Regions from separate parts of the Mus musculus genome. Here region 1 is linked to region 2. A link is a loop called in an ENCODE intact Hi-C map of the cell type or tissue named here. Cell type or tissue: gastrocnemius. All regions are shown on one strand.

What was found. Hi-C counts contacts between places; a loop is a spot of excess contacts. Peaks named below come from ENCODE experiments on the same cell type or tissue, not always from the same donor. Only the 100,000 strongest peaks of a DNase experiment are listed, where the experiment ranks them.
Region 1: a loop joins it to region 2, with 6 times the contacts of the local background. A loop is called at or near these places in 2 of 42 quality-filtered maps.

What each region holds. Positions count from the first base shown.
Region 1 is chr15:95,975,446-95,983,445 of GRCm38, reverse strand. It overlaps Ano6 (anoctamin 6), which reads right to left. Exons shown (of 20, transcript NM_175344.4): 20 at 7,974-8,000. Among named protein-coding and RNA genes, the nearest start is that of Gm41389, 68 kb to the right of the region's middle. In gastrocnemius, a CTCF peak has its summit at 6,805; no DNase peak of the experiment used is centred here; H3K27ac peaks cover 1,481 bases.
Region 2 is chr15:96,027,323-96,035,322 of GRCm38, reverse strand. No RefSeq gene overlaps it. Among named protein-coding and RNA genes, the nearest start is that of Gm41389, 120 kb to the right of the region's middle. In gastrocnemius, a CTCF peak has its summit at 3,618; no DNase peak of the experiment used is centred here; H3K27ac peaks cover 1,705 bases.

The DNA of each region.
Region 1 (8,000 bases), 52 kb after region 2:
GAGGCTTTGGACACCTACCTGACCAAAACCTCATAGAGAGATATACCATGCCTAGTACTCACATTCACATTTAATAATTCATGTTTTCTGGAAACAGTGTTGTCCACCCAACCTGGTTACCTCTGTTGAAACACTTTCAAAAATTTCGTTTTAAAATTATCTTATGATGTACTGGGACTACATAATGTTATCTTTTAAATCCGTTGTGCACATGTACCACATTTTCATTACCAACTAGCTGATAGACATCTAGGGTTGATTCCATAATAGCTTTTTAAAATTAGTCCTTTAATCTCACTCTTTGGTACATATCTGCTTAAATTGTTTCTCACATTTGGCTTAATTGTGGAGGTCATAGGTTTCCAGGGATTCATCCATTTCTCGACATCTTTGAATTTAGTTGTGTGTGCATATGTGTGTGTGTGTGTATTACCTTTCCATATCTAATAAAAGTTTTTAATTCATGTCTTCACTTTCTTGGTTAGTTTGGCTAAGGGTTTGTCTGTCACGTTTCATCCTTTTAAAGAGCCAATTCTCTGTATTAGTGATTATTTCTCCCCATTCCATTCATTCCTGCCTTGGTAGTAATGATTTGTTTTTGTCGACTGATCTGGGACTTGGCTTGTTCTTTTGCTCAGATATGTAAGGTATATAATTAAGTCATTTGTCTGAGATATCTTTGATTGCTTAATGCAGGCGCTAAAGCCATGAACTTCTCTCTTAGTTTTGCTTTCTGTACCCCACAGGCTGAGGCTTGTGATAATGTCCATTTTCACTTGATCTTAGAAGTGTTCTTATTTCCTCCTTGCTTTTTTAAAGGCCTGAGTCATTGTTGAGTCGTGTGTTGTTTGACCTTCATGCATACATCCGTGTGTGCTCTGGGGCTTCTCTTGCTATTGATCTGTAGTCTTACTCTGTTGTGATCAACAGAATACAAGGAATCATTTCGATTTTCATTTATCTGTTAAGACTGGCTTTGTGTCCGAATCTATTTTAGAGACAGTTCTGGGGGCTTGGAAGGATGTGTAGTTTGTAGGGTTTGAATGGAATATACCGTAGACGCCGGTTAAATGCATTTGATCTACGATGTCACTTAATTCAGGTGTTTGCTTAATTCGTGTCAGGATGGCCAGTCGATTGCTGAGAGTGGGATATTGAACTTGCCAAGTATTATTGTGTTGTGTTACTCTGTGACTTTATATCTAATAGTATTTGCTTTATGAAATTTGGTGAACCTATTTCTGGCATATATGTTATAAGAGTCATAATATCTCTTCTCATTACTTTTGGTTTAAAATCTATTTTGTGAGATAGTAGAACAGGGATGCCTTCCTGTATTCGTAAGTCCATTTGCTTAGAATACTGTCTCCATCCTTTCACCCTAAGGCAGTGTCTGTATTTTGTGGTGAGGTACATTCATGGGAGGCAACAAATAGTTCCTGCAGTTTGATCCACTCTACTAGTGAGTGCCCTTTAAAAAAATGCTATTTCTTTTGTCCATACTTCAAACTCCATGTGAATCAATTATTTTAATTAGCTTACAGATTTATCACTTCTTTATCAGGGGCATGGAGAGGCGCATGCAGCATGGTCAATGTATGCCAGTCAGAGGGCAGCTTGAATGTGTCAGTTCTCTTCTTTCATCACGTCTCATTCATGGACTGAGCTCAAGTTGCTAGGATTTATTTAACTATCGAGCAATTTTGCAAGTTTAGCTAACTATCAGAAGTCTATTTCCTCAATGGACCGACTAGTTTCCCATGTATGGGTGCTTAGCCAGGGTTAAATTACCTGTTTCCTCTGAGTCTGGGTGCAGTGAGTCTTTAGTCAGTTCGGAGAACAGTATGTCACCTCCCTGATGGTCCATCTGCCTTTCCACATGGTTTCTTTCTACTCTCTCATCCCTACAGTCTCATCTCCTCAGTCCCTTGCCTCCCTCCCTGTCCAAACCCTTCCACCCACGGTATTCCTCCTCTGAACTCCCTTTAATCTGTTGTCCTGTCTCTTTTCCCTTAAGGCAATCCCCTCCCCTGTTCACAGCCCACAGGCTGTGGCATTTGGTCCCATTCCATTGTCTCATGTAATTTTTCAATACACATGCAGTTCACCCGAGAAGGGTGTTGTTACATACCTATGTTTACATAATTTCCAAAATTTCTCTATGATTTTTAATTTCGTCTCACAGTGATCAGGAAAGATACAGTATCTGATGCTATGCTTTCATTTCTTTACATTATAAAGACATTTGTAGCTTCATGTTTTCTTTTCTTAAAATTTTACTTATTCACTTTACAACCCAATGTCAGCCCTTCCTGTCCTCCCAGTACCCCTCAATCAAGTCCTCTCCTCATCCCACCTGTCCCTTCTCTTTTGAGAAGGAGAAGCCCCCCTCTGGGTGTCACCCCACCCCCAACACAACCCCTGCCCTGACACATCCAGGTTTAGGTGCTGGTGGAAAGAATATGCCCTTTAGAGCCACTGGATTGTTCTGTAAATGTCTGTTAAACCTACTTGATCTATAGCGAGGGTTTTTGCTCATTTGTTTGCCTTGACAGGCTCTCACTATGTATCCCAGCCTGGCCTCAGACTCGCAGATCCTCTGGCTCTGCCTTTTATGTGCCGGGGTCACAGGTGTGTGGCACCAGACTAGCTTCTGCAGTGTGGTTTAACTCGGATGTTGCCCGTTTCTCTTTTGATCCTAAATGGTAGTTTGGCTGAGTACAGCCATGTTGGTTGGCATTTATTTTCTTTCAGGACCTGAAATGCATCACTGGCATAGGACTTATACTTAAGAAAAATCTGCTGTTACCTTAATGGGGCTGCTTTTAAGTGGCTTAGCATTTTTATCTCCCAGCAGTTAAAGTGCTCTGTCCTGCACTTCTGACTGTTTGACTGTCACGGTGAGGGTCTTTTCTGGTGGTATCTATTTGAGCTTCTATAGGCCTCTTGTACCTGTGTCATTCCCAAGACTAGGGATGTTTCCTGTTTCAGTTCGTCAAATGGGTTTTCCATGCCCCTTTATTTCTTTACATTTGCTTATACAAGACCGGCCTTTTCATGGTGTTCAGCAGCTCTTGTGTGCTCTCTTCTTTCTTGTTCCCAACACCCCTTTCTTGGGTGCTATTTTGCAAAGCCTATTTTCAAGACTTGAGCTTCTTCTGTTTGATCTAGTCTGCTGTTCATTCTTTTAACTAATTATTATATGAAACACAGAATTCTCAGGTTTGGATTTCTTTTTTTTAACGGCATCCTTATTTAAAAAATCTGCCAGGCATGGTAGCACACGCCTTTAATCCCAGCACTCGGGAGGCAGAGGCAGGCGGATTTCTGAGTTTGAGGCCAGCCTGGTCTACAGAGTGAGTTCCAGGACAGCCAGGGATATACAGAGAAACCCTGTTTCAGAAAAACAAAAACAAAAACAAAACAAAAACCCAAAAACAAAACAAAAAATACACACAAACAAAAACCAAAAAATAACAAAACAAAAACCAAAAAACAACAAAAAAAAAACCAAACTCCATTTCTTGCCTATGTTCTTACTCATGACCAGCTTCATCTTTCAATTTAACTGTTTGTATTTTACTGATCTCATTGGACTTAAAAAAAATCATTCTTTTGGGTCCTTTATCAGACATTTGAGTGTCTCTGGAGGGTCATGATTTAGCAGGTATTATATTAGCATGTTTTTTTCCCCATTTTTTTGTGTGTCTTAATGTAAGGTCTATATATCTGGTAAAATCATTATCTCTTCTGCCCTTATTGGTGAGGCCTCCTAAATAACTGGATTTCTCTGAAAGCGATGTCATAGGGCATCAGTTTGTCATACAGTGTTGTGCTTACAGCATCTCATGGCATAGCTGCTCCCTTGGATGTGACCAGTGTGTTGGGGCACAGGTTGTTATCATATCGGAGTTGAACGGCGTGCTAGGGTTTTGTGCCTCTGACAAAACATCTGAGTGAGACCACTGTTGCAGGAAATATTAAAAAAGTGGACCGCCAGGCTTCCCGTGCTACCATAACTGGTAGACCACATGGCCTCCCCGTGCTCCTGCTGCAGGCGACTCCAGCTAGCCCCCTGCAGCGTCTGGCTCGCTTGTCCCTGTAGCTTCTAGTTTCCTCTCCACCATCTGCGGTCCCACATTCCAGAAACAAAGTAAAGCAAAACTCTTGAACCTTATAATTAACCGATCAGATTTATGTATCAATAATTCTCAGTACACAAGATGCCCACACAATAATATCAAGCCAAGTAATACTGGCCCTCCTAGATTAGACAAATTATCCCAATATTCTAACCTTTATGATATCATAACTACGTGTGGCTGGTTAAAGCCATGCTGGTTCACGTCCGCCTCCATCTTGGCCTTTTTCTCTCCCCCTGAGATGCTCTCTGTCTCTGCAACTCCGCTTCCCCTTTCCCTGTCCAATCACAGGCCTCCTGCTGCACTGATGTAATCCCTGAGGGGAGAGTGGAGTTGTTTGAGTTCCAGTGCTTTCAGTTCAGTCTGCAGAGTCCACTGTTCCCATGCTTGTGTGAGACCAAGCATCATGGTGGAAGGGTGCGGTGGGGCTGAGGGGCTTCTCCATGACAGGTAAGAAACAGGCAGAATAGGAAGGAGCAAGGGCTGAGATGGACTCTGCAGACATCTCCCTGTGCTAGTCACCTGGGAAGAGGGACCCTCAACTGAAGAGTCATTTCTGTCATATTGGCCTGCAGGCAAGTCTGTGTGGAACATTCTCGTAATCAATGATTCCTATGGAGTCCAAGTTCTCTGTGAACAGTGCCACCCTAGGCTATACTAGGTTGTATAAGAGAGTAAGGTGGATGCGCCAGTAGGCAGCATTCTTCTATGTTCTTTGCTTCAGGTTCTGTGCTAGGTCCTCATGATGATGGTGGTGGTGATGGTGATGATGGTGGTGATGGTGATGATGATGAATGTGAAAACTGTAAGCCAGACTCTTTGCCCCTCCCGGTAGCTTTTTGGTCAAGGTTTCATCACAACAAAGGAAACCTAATATGACACCTCAATGACCCACTTCTCCAAGTATACCTCACCCTCTACAGTCCTATCACTTCGAATTCTGTTCAAGTCCTGAATCCTTGAATGGCTTAAACATTTGGTCAAGTCAAACCAGAGGTACACCCAGAGGTGGGCTGTACTAATCTTCTAGGCGTATCTCTGTCTAATCAAGTTAACAAGTAAGATTAACTATCACGGGGAAACCACAGAGAGGGCAAACGTTGATTTTTATGAGTGTAGATACTCTAAGTGGGAGGCATGGTGTTGGTACCACTATGGTATGTCCCTTATGGCTCTTCTGTGTGGTTGTCTGTGTCAGGCAATGTGGCTTCCTCAGATAATGGTACTTGAATGACTCATGGTATTGATGCCCCAAGTCTCAAGGGACCTAATGTGTTTGTCCTCTGACACTGATGTGGAACCCGGCACTTTGTGAGAAGCAGTGTCAAGGATCACTCTACCTGCCCTGTCACATTCATGGGGGTTTGCCAGCTCCGCATGACCAGGTAAGGTGCCAGTTATCAACACAGGTGACATGCAGACGTGCAGACGCAGGACAGGTTGTGCATTCTACTGCTGTTGTGGGCATGTGTGCTTAGACACAGGGCTTCCCCCACAGCTGCACATGCCTCTGGGCGGGGTGATGGGCAAGGTATTTTTAATTCTAATGCCCACCAGGTCAAGCAGAAGTGGGTCACAGCTGGAGCCAGGCAAAACTGCTCTTAGCTGAGATGCTCCAAGTAGCTGCAGAGTGGGATGATGGTGGCATCAGACATTTTCTAGCTGGACTTGTTAAGCAAACTAAGCCTTAGAGATGGGGACACTGCCAGGCTGTTGGCTAGAGGAAAAGCTCTGTGATCTTATTGGTTTTTTTTTTTTTTTTTTTTTTTGTGACAGACGTGGTTCTGGGGGAGGACTGGCACCTAAAGAAAACCACATGTGACTGGCCACAAGCTCACCTCACCAGGCTCCTGGATCTTATGGCTAGCACCATCAGCTCCTTTCTGCGTCCCACACACATTCCCCAGTGTGTACGTTGCTCTCTCATGACTGTGTCAGTATAGTTTGTTACCATTACTTCTAGGCTCCGCCTCACAGTTACCTGGCAACAGCCAGGCATGCCTGACTCACTGTAAAAGGGGTTATGTGCCCCCACCTCACTCTCTTACCCTCTCAGTCCCTTCTCCCCTCCTCCATTCCCTTTCTCCTCTCTCTCCATGTGTTCTTGGCTGGCCTCTCCTCTAGACACACACACTCTATCTGTCTGTCTGTCTGTCTGTCTCTCTCTCTGCCATTCTCTGCCTCTATTCCCTCAACTCTCCTCCCCATGCCCCAAATAAACTCTATTCTATACCAGTACCTCAGGGGGAAGGGATGCCTCGGCAAGGGCCAACAGAGGAACCCCTTTCACCTCACCATACTGTGCCTCTCCCAAACATATATAGGCTTTTCCCTTTCCTTTTCTTCTTTCTCTCTCTCTTCCTCTCTTTCTCTTTCTCTCTCTCTTTCATAAAACACAACACAGCTAACATTATCAAGGCAGAATACATTTCAAATGGTGCAGCACATGACCATTTGTGTGGGACTGTGGCAAGCCTTGACATACATCATGATGGCAGGGGCATGTGGCAGAGATGGCTGAGTGGAGTCAAGGGTCTGGGGACCAGGCATCAGGGCATGCCCCTAGTAACCTAATATTTCCAGTGACATCCTATCTCCTACATTTTCCACACTCTCCCCAAATAGTGCCACTAGCTGGTGACCAAGCATTCAATAAATAGCCCTGTAGGGGACATTTGATATTCACACCGTAAGAGTTGGCCTGTGACAGTCACTCCAAGTCAAGTCTGGCTCACAGAGCAACCATCAACTGAGCCTGTGTGGTAGAATATCTGTGGAGTCCCAGACATGGGGGTACGCAGAGGTCTGACTCCTAAATCTGTCCAAATTTGGATATTGTCTCTTTTCAAAATAGGTCGGGGCTATGGTATGCTGAAAATGCAGGTTTGTTTCCAAAGGCTCTGAATGCCTTCATTCTCCTCTCCCCTCTGCCTCCCTCCCCCCTCCCTCTCTCCTCCTTCCTTGTTTGAACAGGTTATTTCAACAGCTTGGTTTGGGGGGTCACATATTTTCTCCCTGTTGATCCAGTTTGTTGTTGAGGCTTAGTGACGTGTGTGTGTGTGTGTGTGTGTGTGTGTGTGTGTGTGTGTGTGTGTTAATCTGACTTACAGAGATGATAATTCACAGGCCTCCTTTCCCTTGCCTGGTCTGAAACCAAGGTGATACCATGTCCATACTACTCAATCCTTAAGAGTCCAGTCACCTCCCGTGTCCCCTAAACACCTGTTACTTTGGCTTTTCTGTGAAGAAAAAAAAAAGAGCCACCTTGTCTTCTGAAGATTATTTTAAAAACATTTACATTTTCACATGCACCAGTCTCTGGAACCACGTTGGAGAATTTGCATCTTTTGGTCAGTACCGAGGTGCTCCCGGATGGGAAGCCGGTGCTTTGCCTTAGAAGTAAACTTGTAGCTAACCGTTTGCTTACAGTGTGTAGAAGAGAGGGTCCCTTATTAGGACTGTTCTAAAGTGCATCCAAGGGCCAGGTGTGTGGCTCACGTGTCCTCTCAGAGCTCGAGGGGCGGCTAGCCTGAGCTACACAGTGAGACCCAAAGAGGGTTATTGACAAAGGGGTGTCATCTCACCGGTGACTCTAGGGTACCTGGGCTGGTGAGCAGGTGAGCAGGTCTTCAGCTCACCTGCATTTACAGCATCTACCATGGCTGAAAGGCCATGTAACCACGGGCCATGAAAAGTCATTATAGATATACTCTAGACAGACGTGCACACCCATCATCTAAGCGATACTTAACCAGTAATTGGCCAACCTCGGAAACCTGTTCCTTTAAAAACATTAATAAGACACTTATTAAACCTCGTTAGGCCACAGCATTGTTTGTAAAACTGATTTTATTAAAA
Region 2 (8,000 bases):
TCAGTGTTCACTACAGCGCTGCTCACGGCTAAGTATGGAGCTGTTCTAAGCATCCGACAACTGAGAAGTAGACAGAGAAGATGTGGTCTATGAGCCCAGAGGGATGCGCTCTTCCATAAGAAGGGAATTATGTCATTTGCAGGAAAATGGAGACAACTGGAGATCAAGATATTAAGTTATTTAAGGGAGCGGCAGAAAAAAAAATCATGTATTAGCTCAGCTGTGTCATCTGTAGTTCCTAATATTTATATAGCTACATGGAAATTATATATACATATATATATGTGTATATATATATATATATATATATATTTACACATAGATACGTCTCTCTCTCTCTCTCTCTCTCTCTCTCTCACTGTGTGTGTGTATGTATGAAATAGACAGACAGACAGATAGAGAGATAGAAAGATATGGTCTCTTGTGTAGCATGTATTTGTATATGTATGTGTATATATATATATATATATATATATGGTGTGTATATATACTCACACGTGCATAAATACATCTCTTTGTATATGTGTGTATGAGAGAAAGATAGTCTCTTGAGCAGCATATATTTGTGTGTATATATATATTTGTATATATATATATATATAATATAGTTTGGGCAAATTTGACTACATGAAACTGCATATATATGGGAAGAGAGAGATACACAGAGAGAGAAGGTAGAGGGCTGACCAATAGGCAAGGGGAGGGCTTAGAAGGGGAAGGGGACAGAGACATGGATGGGAATGTACTCAATGTACATTGTGTACTTGTGTGAAAGTGTCCTTATGTAGCATCATGCAGAAAGCAGTGGGATGATTGGATAACAGAGGCTGGCAGAGACAGGAGTAAGGTCTTCCCTCAAGATTGCAGAGGGAGCACAGCCTGGTGAACACCTTGATTTTCAGGCCTCTGGCTTCTAAGGCCACGTGAATCTGAGTTTGCACTGTCTTATGCTACCAAGGTTGTGGCAGTTTGCTTCAGCAGCCACAGGGAGCTGATATACTGTGGTTGGGATTCTTCGATTCTCCCTGTATCTGTGGTCAGCTTGTAAGGCGACTCCAAGACTGAGCTCAGATGTCACCTCTGAAAGGAGAGTGTTCCTGCCACTAGTGTTCCCTTTAAGTATCGTTTAAAATGGTAACTTACTCTAAAAACTAAATCCTACGTGATCCTAAATAATGCTTAGTTTAAATTAGTCTCATAAAATAAGTATATTCCCCAAATATATCAAGGGGGCAGTCTTACAAAAAATTACATTTTATAAAAATTCAGGTTTAACTGGACTTTTTAGCTCCCTCCCCTCAGACCTGGCATCTGTGTAATAAACAGAAAAATTGCTTCATTCTTGGGGAGCAAGACCAAATTAAGAGATTACAAACCTTATCTTCAAATATCTTTCCTTACACAGTTATTCTTTAAAACCTTAAGTGTTGTACTAGTGAGTTCACGGCCTTTCCTTTGAATCAAAATTAGAGGACCACTTCGTACTCACACCACTCAGGGATAGGAGGGTGCAGCGTGCTAGGAGCAAGTTCTGACTGGTCCATGAATGAATCTCCACGCACGACGGTGAGATCAGGTTGAATTCCCAAAGGGCCAAAGATTGGTGGATTTCTCTATACTTAAAACAACATAGAAGATGCTTCGGAAAGATGGGAGAATTCAGTAAGGAATGCTTATGTAGGTCCACAGAAGACCATAGAGAAACCTCAAGATGAACAACACAGCACAGAAACAGAAAACTGTGTCTTCCAAGAGAGGCTGCTGTGCCCTAGAAGGGAACAAAAGCAGCTGTGTATCACAATGCAAAACTTCAAAATAGCTAATGATCATGAAAATTGGTCACCTATTACAGACTACCTCTGTGTAATTGCACACAACCTATCCTGGTTATACACTTTTTCAGAGGCCCAATTTTCTTTTCAGTCTTCCCCATAATTTCAAGTGGTCAGCAGCAGTATTTCCAATTCACCATGGTCTTTATTTCATCCCCACGTCATTCCCAGTGCCGGGAGTATAAATTCCGTGAAGGCTGCTAGGCAGTGCTAATCTGTTCTGCAGTCGGGGCAAATTTGACTTCATGAAAGTGCGTGATCACAAGCTGACTGTGCATGGAAGCGTTGGGTGAGTTTGTGGAAAACCCTGAGAGCCAGGTGTAGTCAGGCATGCCTGTGATCTCAGCATTTGGGAGGCAGAGACAGGAACCCCATGAGAGGCTAGCCTGGGCTGCATAAAGGGACCATGTTTCAAACATACATATATACACACACCATACACAGTGGGGGAGGGAGGAGAGAAAAGGAGAGGGGGAGGGGAGGGGGAGAGCAGGAAAAGGAGAGAGAGGGAAAAGGGGGAGGGAGAAAAGGAAAGAGAGAGAGGGAGAAAATGGGGAGGGGAGGGAGAGAAAGACAGAGTAAAGAGAGAAAGAAAGAGAGAGAGAGATCCCCAGAAAGCTAGTTTCATACATGAAATCTAAGAAAGAGATGCCAGTAGAGGAATCCTTATCTAGCAGACCTGAGGTCCTCAGAATGTCATTGGTCTGTCAGCTGTTGTAGCTGCAGCATTTATGCTTATAGATGATGAAATGACATTATTGCCTGTTTTATTGTACAACTGGTCTATAATGATATCTACCATTTTTGTTTCTAAAATAGTTATTCTTTTTAAAAATTTAATTTCTTTCTCTCTCTCTCTCTCTCTCTCTCTCTCTCTCACACACACACACACACACACACACACACACACATTTTGTTTGAGAGACAGGGTTTGATATGTAGCCAAGGCCAGCTTCAAACTTGTAATCCCCCTGCCTCCATCTCCCAAGTATTCAAACTATAGTGTTTCACTAGTGTGTCTGAACTTAATTATACATAAGTATATTTTAAATGATCTTTAAATTAATTTTTTTTCAGAATTATGTCTTCTGGATTTTGCTCTGTGGGAATTGGAGACTTTACATACAGGTTGAATTTTAGTGACTTCACTACTCTGGACTGTGACATTGGGACTGCATTTTACAGGATTAAGACACAAAGCTCACCTGAGCATAGATGGAGTCTATATCATGGAACTAGTTACATATGTGACAGCAATGTCTCATTCTGAGAATGTTTTCATTTTTGTTGAGATTCTTGAACACGCACCTGTATCATCAGTAGGATAACAGGGAAAGATGAACTCGATGCTTCAGATGTCAGGAGGGGATTGTTTTGAGTCATGGCCATTTAGTTGACTGGGATCTCTTTCCTGCCTCCATAGAAAACAGCATCCCACAGCTCACATCTGCACATGCTCACCCGTTGAGAGAAAAATCAGAGCTGCTTACCATGCCAGGGCAAGCCCTGCTCTCTGTGAGATCTGAGGAGCCTGGGCCAAGTGATTGAGAGACCATGCACTGGGCTCCAGTGGCTTGTAGCCAACCAGACCCACTAAGTGTGGCCTCATTATTAACAGGTCTGCTTAGCCAGACATTCTCACAGGGAGGAAATTTGGGGGGACAGAGGTATGAGCAACACCCCCACAGCAAGCAAAGAAAGTGTGAGCACTCTCTTTTCTTTGGGTCCCCACATTCTTGGGGAGTATGAAAAAGGGGACTGTAACTACTTCCCACTAGGATGCCTCTCCTGGAGAAAGCTTGCATTCACAGAACCAAGTCCTCAGCACTGTTGGCAGGTCTGACTGACCTTTGGTGGCTGGCATGGCAGAGCCACTGTGAAACCGAACACTCTGTGCTGGGCATTGTGACAGTTTGGACATTTAATAAAACACACCCTAAGACTTTTGTTACCTTGAAGTCCCTTACATTCTAAAAATAGGAATTCTATGTTGGAAGGCCTCCTGTCCGTAAGGGACAGAGGGCCTAAATGCAGAGTCTCAGGTTCCATACTTGAGTCTTCCAACAGCTGTAAAACGAGCATTCCAGTCTGCCCCCCCCACTCCGTGTTTTCAGTTAGTTCACCAAAATCAATACCATAGAATGTTCTAGAAACTCAAACAGTGACTGATAACTCAGAGGTATTATTCGTTTGTTTGTCTTTAATTTTCATTGCACATAGTACCGTGTTACCTAAGGACATTTTTTTACAAGGCACACACTGTGCAGGGAGCATAGCGCCATATTCCCATCCCCCACCCCCACCCCGTTCCAGCCTTCTGCCTCCTGATAGCCTTCCTTGCTGCCCTACACAGGACACTTCTGCTTTCAGGTTATATACACATGAGTGACTTTGTGTATCTGTTTAAAACCTAGGAACAAAACTGTAGGCATGTTTATTCAGCGATCTTATTGGGGTTTTCTATCTACCACCCTTCCAATCCTTATTCCACCCTAATCCCTTCCAACCCACCAACACTAGGCAAGAGAGAAAGAAGGTTACAGGGGAAAGGGGGTGGAGACCTCTTTGGACCTGCTTCTCAGGGACATCAGGATCCTAAGGGAATCCAGTCTTCATTGTCACAACTCAGCGACCCTGCAGCAGCAGATGGGCCTGTTGAACCAGGATTGAACTTTACTATAGCAGCAGCAGCTGCTGCCACAGGTCCTCTCAGGGCTCTGGCATGTATACCCTCTTCAGAGTCCCCAGAATTAAACTCTCTGCAGCTGGCAAAAATCACATCCCATTCCTCCCCGCCAACCCCCCGCCCATACACACACACCCAGCATGAAACAATCATGGTTCAAGGCTGTGGACAAACAAGCCACATACTCCACACCTGCTAACCTGCTATTAAAACACAAACTTATTCGTATAACATTACCTGGGGTTTTAAACCAAAATTCTCACTACACGAAGCGAATTAGAGAAATACGGTGTTTGTCATTCCAAGGCTGGTTTACCTTGCTTAATGTGACTATCTCCAGTTGCATCTGCTTCCCCGCAACTATATTCTTTATGACTAAAAAAAGAAATCTCTTGTGTTTATACACATCTTCTTTATTCCTTGGCAGGGTGACTCCATAATTTAGCTATGGTGATTAATGCAGAAATAAGCATTGTTGGGCAAGGCTCTCTGAGAGTCATTGCTGGTCTCAGAGGCCCTTTGCATAAAAACCAACAGGTAGAAGCTGTGGGTCCTGTGATAAATCTCCTTTGAGTCTTTTGAAGAAACCTCCAGGGTGACTTGTGCAGTGGCTATGTAGGTTTACACTCCAACCAAAGGTGTATTAGATTTTGTTTTGGACCACATGTTCCCCATCTTTGGGGAGCAGAAGTAGCCCCGAGAGCTTGTGTAAGGAGCAGATGAACCCCTAGGTGAATGTACAACATGAGCTCAGAGTGTCAGGGACTCCAGTGCCTCAGATCCATCTTGAATAGCAAGACCATCCTCAGATCAGCCTCAGGGAGACAGCAAAGCCTTGATTTGACCTATGTGTAGATCTTAGCAGTATGTTCAGAAGGTATAGCCTACAACTCCTTCTTCCCTAATGTTCACAGCCTGAGACCGAACATCTGCACAGATCTACCACCAAGATTCACTAAACCTATTCACTGTATGCACTAAACCTACCTCCCCTTCATATGTATAAAAGGAATGTCCTGAGTTTCTTTGCATCTCTACCAGAGCATGCTACCCACCTGATCCCAGTACATCCCCCACAGTGTGTGTGTGTGTGTGTGTGTGTGTGTGTGTGTGTCTGTCTGTCTGTCCTTTCATCCACTCATTGCCTTGTCAGGACATCCCCGAGTTCTTCAGGTCATAACAACCAGCACTTGTCGCTGGGGGGTTGGGTGGGGATCTACCTTCATTAGCTAGGTTCTTCTGCATGTGGGTATCTACTTTGTGTGTTGGGGGTTTGGTTTTTCACATTTTTACTGAGGGTCAACAGGGGAAGGGCCTCTTCAATCATCAGGAGTATTTACAGGTTTTTCAGCCATTCCAGGCTTGGGTCTGAGGCGCCTGGGGTTGTCTGGGCACCTCAGGCATGCTCCCATTGTCTCTCACAAGTACTAGGTATAAAAGGAATAAGGAGTTGCCTTGTTGATCACAGGAGCATACTTGGTGTAGGGGCTGACTATGGGCATAATTATAGTCCCAGCCGTCTTGGTCTTAGCCATGACAAAGGCCAGGATATCTACTCCTTTAAAACACCATTTGCTTTGTTTTCTGCATTGTGTGCTTTTACATGCTTGACCAATACTAGAAGACTGCAAATAAGCATTTGGGGTTTATAGATGGGTTCTCTATTTTGTAACATTGATGTATGTGTCTGATTTGTGCAGTACTATGTTGTCTTTGTTCCCGTGATTCAAGTATGACTTAAAAGCAGGTATTGTTCTTGCTTTGGCCTCTTGAGATCTTTTGTGCTTCCACATGAATTTTTAAGATATTTTTTCTCTATGTAAAGAATGATGTTAGAATTTTATTGGAAGTACATTGAACCTGCAATTTGCTTTATGTAGGCTGGCCATTTTCACAATGCTAATTCCAACAGTTCCATAAATGGTGTGTGTGTGTGTGTGTGTGTGTGTGAAAGAGAGTGTGTGTTACCACTGTCTAGTATCTTCTTCAATGCTTTTCTTCAGTGTTTTTAGGCTTTCATCCTTGCTAGGTTAGGTTTATTCCAAGGTAATTTATTTTATTTTGAGGTCACAGTGAATAGAATTATTTTTCTCAGTTTGTTTGGTTTTAGAAATGTAGAAAAGGTATATAGAGTGTTTTTGTATTTTGACTTTCCATCCTGCCCTTTTGCTAACAGTGTTCAGCAGATTAACTATTTTCTGGGAGAGTCTTTAAGGGACTCCTATTTAGAGACTATATCATCCCCAAAGAAAATTTTGACGTCTACTCTTCTTGTTCATGTCCACTTTATTTCTTGTCTTACTGCTCGAACTAAAGCTCTGGGCACCACATTGATAGACTAAGGAAGTGGAGTCCTGTCTCTCTCCTGATTTTATTAGGATTGTTTTGGCTTTTCCTCCACTTAGTATAATATTGGCTATAGGTTTCTCATGTATAGTCATTATTATGTTGGCTTCAATTCCTTATACTCTTAATCTCTTCAGGGTTTTTAATTATGTATGTGTGCCACAGACCGTCTTGGTCCCATGTCTGTGTGGAACGGGTCTCTGGTCACAGGTGGGCAAGGAGTTGGTGGGAATTGACAGACAGACTCAACACAAGGGAGTGTGGATCTGAATGTAATTTGTCAAATCGAGCATCAAACTTTTTATACAGAAGAAAATAGGGAAGTTGGATGACACACCGGCAAAGTACAAAGAGGTTACTGGATTCTTACACAAAACAGAGGAACGCAAACATGGAAGAACTGGCAGGAACCAACTGGGGTAAAACTCAATGTTAACAACTGGGATCAAAAACAGCTCCACCTAAGGTCCACTTAATCTTAGAAGCCAGGGGCAAGGGCTTCGTGCCCTTGCCATAGTTCCTACTCTAGTCTATAGTATAGTCCACCTTCCCCCTAGGCCATTGTAAATACTTGTGTATGGGTGTAACTCAGCTATCTATAGTTCTAAGTATCTACTCCGGTTCCTCTTTAGGTCACAAACTTCCTTCTTCCTAGATAATGGTAAATTTCTGTGTAGGGCAGTGACCTTAGCTATCCATGCCCAAGGTCGGATCAAGGACTGCCTAGAATCTAACTTAGCTATATGTCAAAAATATCAATCCTTAGGAGCAATAAATATTGCTTATAATAAAGCTTATAAATATTGCTTATAAATAAATATTGCTTATAATAAAGCAATATTAAGGGAAAGTACACAGATCTGTTTACCACTAAAGCAAGGACATTGGAGCATTCGTTATACAGGATGCCAATGAAAGATCCTGACAGAATGTAAAAGGTCACAGAAGCCCTGAAATTGGCAAAATAGATTTCATTGTTAGCAGAACTAGCTTCACTGATTTAGAAAAATAGAGGTGCACAATGCTCTGGCCACTCCTTGAACCCCTGTGTCTGCCAATGTTTTGACCATCCCTTGAACCCAGGTGTGTGCCCACTGATAAAGCTCATTGCCAGGTGTTTGTGATATTGGTTGCTA